Regions from separate parts of the Homo sapiens genome. Here region 1 is linked to region 2. A link is a contact called in ENCODE Hi-C or POLR2A ChIA-PET data. All regions are on one chromosome and are shown on one strand. The core of a region is the stretch at or near the end of the contact, and the rest is flanking DNA. Distances in the headings are between cores, read along the strand shown.

Region 1 (2,700 bases), core at 12-2,511, 3.2 Mb after region 2:
ATAGAAACAATTTTAAACGTTTAACAATTAAAATTAAAAACAAAAAAAAAAACCTTCAGATAGCTCTCTGGTCTATAGAAGTAAAAATTTCCTAAAATGATATTTACAATGTGACCCCAGTTTAGGGGTTCAGTCTTCTATTCAGCCACAAACATCACTTTAAACGTATACTGCATGTGACCACTGAGCTACACGTACTTTTTTTTCATATCCTAGCACCTCTGAATATGCTTCTTTTACAAAGACCTACATTTGCCCCCTTGAGCACCTGGTCAACAACTACTTACTCCTCAAAGAGCCTCAGGTAGGCTGGAGACACACAGATGCAGGTTGGCAATTTGGTTCTTGTATTTATTAGCTTCCGAACTTTCAGCAAGTTCCTTAACCTCTTTTAGTCTCAGTGTTATATATGAAAAAAGGATAACAGTACCCATCTCATAGGATTTTTCTTGTTCTGAAGATTAAATAAGCTAATAATATATATTCAACGCCTTTAGAACAATGGCAGTCACATAGTAGGTACTCAATGTTTGGAGTACGAATAATGTACTCTTATTATTCAAAGACCAGCTAGAAAGTTACCTTCTTTGAGGGGTCTTCCTGATAGTTACAGTGACAAGGAGACTTAATCGCCCCCAAACACTTACCACTTTACACTGCTTGGTTGTCTCCATTACACAACTAATTCCCCGAGGGGAAGGATCTTGAATAACTGATCTTTGTTGTAGGCGGCTAGCACAGTACCCAGATCATAGAGGGAACTCAGAATCTGATGCTGGCACTTGTAATCAGAAAGTCTGGGCTGAGATCCCAGTATCTTCACTGACTGGCTTTGTGATCTCAGGCTGGTCACTTAGCATTTCGAACGCCGCGCTACCTACCCCGCCCACCCCAGGAGCGAACAGTGTTGCTGCCCCAAAGCGCCGAATAGATCGCAGAACGTAGTGGGAAAGTAAGGGACTATTATGATCTGTACCCCACCCCGACGCACGCCAAGCGGCTTTTTCCCCATTTGTGGCCAAATTTCCCGGCATGGGGAAGGAGCCTTAGGGGAAGCACCCGGGACCTCCTTGGCTTCTTCTGGGAGTCTAGTTTCACCTATTTCGTTTCGCCAACAGGCGAGACGGGCAAGACTTCGGGCTCAGCTGCCACCATCAGTACTGACCTGTCCATGGCTAAAGCCTTTTCCACACACAACCAAAGTTGGCTGCAGTTTAGCTACCGCGTTTTAGCCTTCCCGCTCTCCGGAAGCAAGCCCTTCGACCCGGAAGCAGTCTGTCCCTAAAACAGACCCACAGAAAAGGGGTAGGGGAGAAGAAACAACGTTCCCATCTAGCGCATGCGCGACTTCAGCCTACAGGTGCACGCCCGGTGGGCGCAGGCGCAAAAGTTTGCCAATGTGTTCCTGGTTGCGTTTAGCCCAGACGCCCTGCGGCCGCTTTGCCTGACCAAAGTCTGTGGGCGTGGAACAGGCCCTGGGTTCTCCTACTGGGAAGAATGAAGTATGTTGATAGTCTGGAAAAATGTGAAGTCATTTCCTGGTATTCTCTGTCAGAAAGCGCCTGTTCTTGGAATTCAGATGCGTGGGCTCTGCCCCACACCTCGGGGATCTCTATCTCTCTGCCTACACTCAGTCCTTTGTTCTGTAGCCCCCTGCAGTTTTTGCAACTATTTTCCATAACTGCTATTTGTTCTTTACTTGGTGTTCTTTCCTATTAAGGAGAAAAAGTTCACCTGTATTAAAAAGTAGAAAGGCAAGCGTGAAATATGATGGTATTGCCCTCTATTTCAAAGTGCCGTCTAGGCAAAAAGTGGTGTATTTTGGTCTTGAAGGAGTCAGTCACATTTTTGTTTTGGTTTTTGTTTTTTCCAGTTTGAAAGTAGTGACTGGCTATTAACTGACCAGATTACAAAAATAATGTTAGATGCTTCAGTTTATCCGTTTAATAAGCCTGTTGATATAGTCTTTTCTGTTGCTGGCATTTATACCTTTTATTAATACAAAATAGGTAGTCCTTCATTCTCCCTCGTGGAGAAGATAATTTGAAGGATCACAGGAACTTGAGTTTTTCAACAGCATAGATCTCATGAATCAGATTCTCCAGTCAGATGATGCCATATTTATCAGGAAATCTAGCAATCAAAGCGTTATCTGTTAAGGTAATTTGTTTATTGATTTTGCCATAACCAATTTGTAGATCAGTTCATTTACTGATTTCAGGTTCAGGTACTCCATGTGATATATGGTTCCACAATCCTCAGCGTGTTAACTGAAGCCTTGTTGAGTTTAACAAAGCTGCCATTGAAGATCTGGGGAAAGTGAAGAAGTTGCAACAGAGTTTTGGGCTCACACCATTGATACATTTGATCCTTAAGGCAAGTGACAATTTGGGTTTCACAGGTATATAGAAATTGCCAGCTTTTCTTGCCATATATTTCTTGTGACAGTGCTGAGCTTTTTTTTTTTACTTCTTGCTTGCTTTTTTTTGGACTTGATTTTTTAAATTATGTTTCCTTCCTTCCTTCTTTCTTTGTTTTTTTTTTTTTTGAGACAGGATCTTGTCCTATTGTCCCGGCTTACGTGCAGTGGCACAGTCACGGCTCACTGCAGCCTTGACCTCCTGGGCTCCAGCAATCCTCCTACCTCAGCCTCCCTAGTACCTGAGGTTGCTGGGACCACAGGCACGCACCACCATGCCT
Region 2 (2,700 bases), core at 117-2,616:
TCAAGCAGTATATCAGCATCCACCCTGAATATAAAAAGAAAAAAACTGACAAGACAACCAAGGAGCACGAATAATCCAAAAAAGGATGCCCACCTATCCTTTAAAAGAGCCAGTAGGTACAAGTGTGTAATTTTATGTTTTTTTAAAAAAAAATTTATATAACCCTAACAACTCCAATACAAGAAATAATGATTGGCATCTCCTCCATTCTACAGATAAAGAACGCGAAAAGACAAAAGTCACAATTGCCCAATTTTCCAAGGTCATACTTCAGATTAACAGCAAAACCAAGCCCATATTTGTCATTCAGCCGCCTAGTCTAATACTCCAAACACCAAACCACAAACGCTGTCAAATAATTCAAAATGGGGTAGGGAAAGCAACAGGGAGACATGAGTGAAACTCAAGGAACAGAGGACGCTATCTGCAATGAGTAAACAACCATTAGTGTTCGATGAGTCACTTCAGTTGATTCCAGCTGTTTATGAAATACTCCTGCACTGGGAAATACTATCGGTGGCATATCATAAAGCTGATAGCCCTAACTATGCATAAGATGTGCCCTCGGAACGCGAATAGGCACTATTCGACGAAATCTCCGCACGTAATTCTAGTTTCCAACGAAATTAGGCGTGTCACTGACCACCTCCGTAAACCAGCATGACCAATACTCCTACTGAAATGCCTAGGAAATAAATATTTGGACGCCTTCCTAGACAAGCACAGGATGGTGTAAATCTCCATTTCTCTCAGGAAACACGTCCTGCTGCTCACAACCACCAACCAACTCAGCAGCTTGGTAAAAACAGACCCAATACACTCGTTTCTTCTAAGCGCACAGCTAGCTGCCTAGCATCTATTCAGCTCCTCCCGAAGGAAGCATAAACATCTTCACCAAACTGTAGCAAAGAAGACAGAGGCAAGTCGGGTTAACGCTTCAAAGAGAGAAAAGACGCTGGAGTCAGAAGAGTAGACATAAAGAACTAGAGTCAAGAAACAGTGAATCGGGGGAAAAAAGGAACTAGAGAGCCACCTGTCCCTTAGTAAAGGTAATACGAATAAAAGCCTCTCTGCTCTGGGGCAGAAGAGCGCCGAGGCCTAGCTGGCCTTGGAGCAGTAGCCGGCTCTATAACTCCGCGGCTGAACTGGCATTCTCGGGAAACCAGCTGGTACCACCCAGTCTTCTCCTACAGACGCCACGGGTTGTCCGGACACAGAAAGTCCCTCGTGTCCCTCCCCCAACCAGCTGCCAGGGAGCAAAAGCATCCCCGTCCCAGAGAAAAGCCGAGGTCTTCCTGGAGGCCGTTACCTACCTTCCCGCTCACAACACCCGCCGCCGCCATGTTTCCTGCGCGTGCCTGGTAATGACGTAGCAGAACCTCACGTGTCTCTCGGACATACAACAACATCCGGCAAAACTAGAATAACATCCGGGCGGGAAAAGGGCGGGGAGTGGCGGGAAGGGAGTGGAGGAAAGGAGCCGGGCGGAAAAAAGCCGCCTGACGCGTGCGTGCTGAACTGGGCTCAGAGACGGCTGGGGTGGAGTCTCAGGCCTAACGCTACGCTTGTGCTTGCCCCACGTCCTCCCCAAGGAAGACTGCTAAAATAATGTGTACCTTACTTGTATTGGAGTTTGTCGAGACTCTGAAGCTAGCGCAGGCCACGCCAGTTTGGTGAGATGAAACGAATACCATACTGGAAGCCAGCAAGATTTGTCCTGGTTTTTTGTTGTTGTTGTAGAAAAGGAGTCTCGCTCTGTCGCTCAGGCTGGAGTGCAGTGGCGCGATCTCGGCTCATTGCAGCCTCCGCCACTCGGTTCAAGCGATTCTCAAGCCTCAGCCTCCCGGGTAGCTGGGATTACAGGCGCGCGTCAAACGCCCAGCTAATTTTTAAATTTTTATTAGAGACGAGATTTCGCCAATGTTGCCCAGGCTGGTCTCGAACTCCTGACTTCAGGTGATCCGTCCGCTTCAGCCTTTGCCCAGAGAGCTGGGATTACAGGCTTGAGCCACCGCGCCCAGCCCATTAGCCTGGTTTTGTGGCAGTAGGCAAATCACCAGTGCACTCGAAACCTCAGTTTCTTATAGTAAAATCAAGATAGTGGCGTTGCGGTGAAGATCCAAGAAAGAGCAGCACTAACATGGAGATATCCCAGGCACTATACATGGAGACTTTTCCCCTCTGTATATGAGGTTTCTCTATTTGTCTGGTCACTGCCACTCACACATGACCTCCAGCAAGGTATTTCGATAGGAACTGTGATAATACCACGCCCTCATAGCTGCAGAGCCCAAGGCACATAGTTTATAGCACCTACACATTACTTATTAGCTCTGTGACTTAAAGCAGGTTTCTAAATTTATCAGAGCTTCAGGATGTAAACTGGGAATTACTCCTGCATGGAGTGGTTGTAGGGATTTCATACGACAATACATGTGTGGTAAAATGATTTGTAAAGATACTAAGGTAAGAATTTTACTTGTTCTCAGTGCTGTAAAAGAATGCAGAGAATGATTATATACTACCCCCTTGATAACTCTGGCACAGATCTGGGATTTCCCTAGCTCCGGGGCAGAATAAAAAGTCCCTTTCACCAAAAACACTTGTGTCCATTGAGGTACTTCCGTCTTCACACAGTGGAGAGGGGTTAGAGGCTTTTGAGTTTGGTTGAGGTAGGTGGCAACTAGCTGAACGACAGAA

The links. A loop is a pair of places that touch in the nucleus more often than their neighbours do. ChIA-PET counts read pairs that join two places held with the same protein, here RNA polymerase II (POLR2A). Pooled maps may share reads with other maps.
Region 1: a pooled map shows a loop between it and region 2 (4-fold over the local background). The contact joins the promoter of NUP107 here to the promoter of TBC1D15 in region 2. A Hi-C loop is called at or near these places in 4 of 50 pooled maps. POLR2A ChIA-PET finds 5 or more read pairs at or near these places in 2 of 52 experiments (PC-3 and T-cell).

Annotation. Positions count from the first base shown.
Region 1 is chr12:68,685,539-68,688,238 of GRCh38, reverse strand. NUP107 (nucleoporin 107) reads right to left here and starts at 1,261. Exons shown (of 28, transcript NM_020401.4): 1 at 1,166-1,261. The coding sequence starts at 1,173. It overlaps LOC100507250 (a long non-coding RNA gene), which reads left to right and starts at 1,380. Exons shown (of 3, transcript NR_038930.1): 1 at 1,380-1,502; 2 at 2,222-2,376. It also overlaps the pseudogene RPL7P42.
Region 2 is chr12:71,838,425-71,841,124 of GRCh38, reverse strand. It overlaps TBC1D15 (TBC1 domain family member 15), which reads right to left and starts at 1,366. Exons shown (of 17, transcript NM_001146213.3): 1 at 1,314-1,366. The coding sequence starts at 1,343.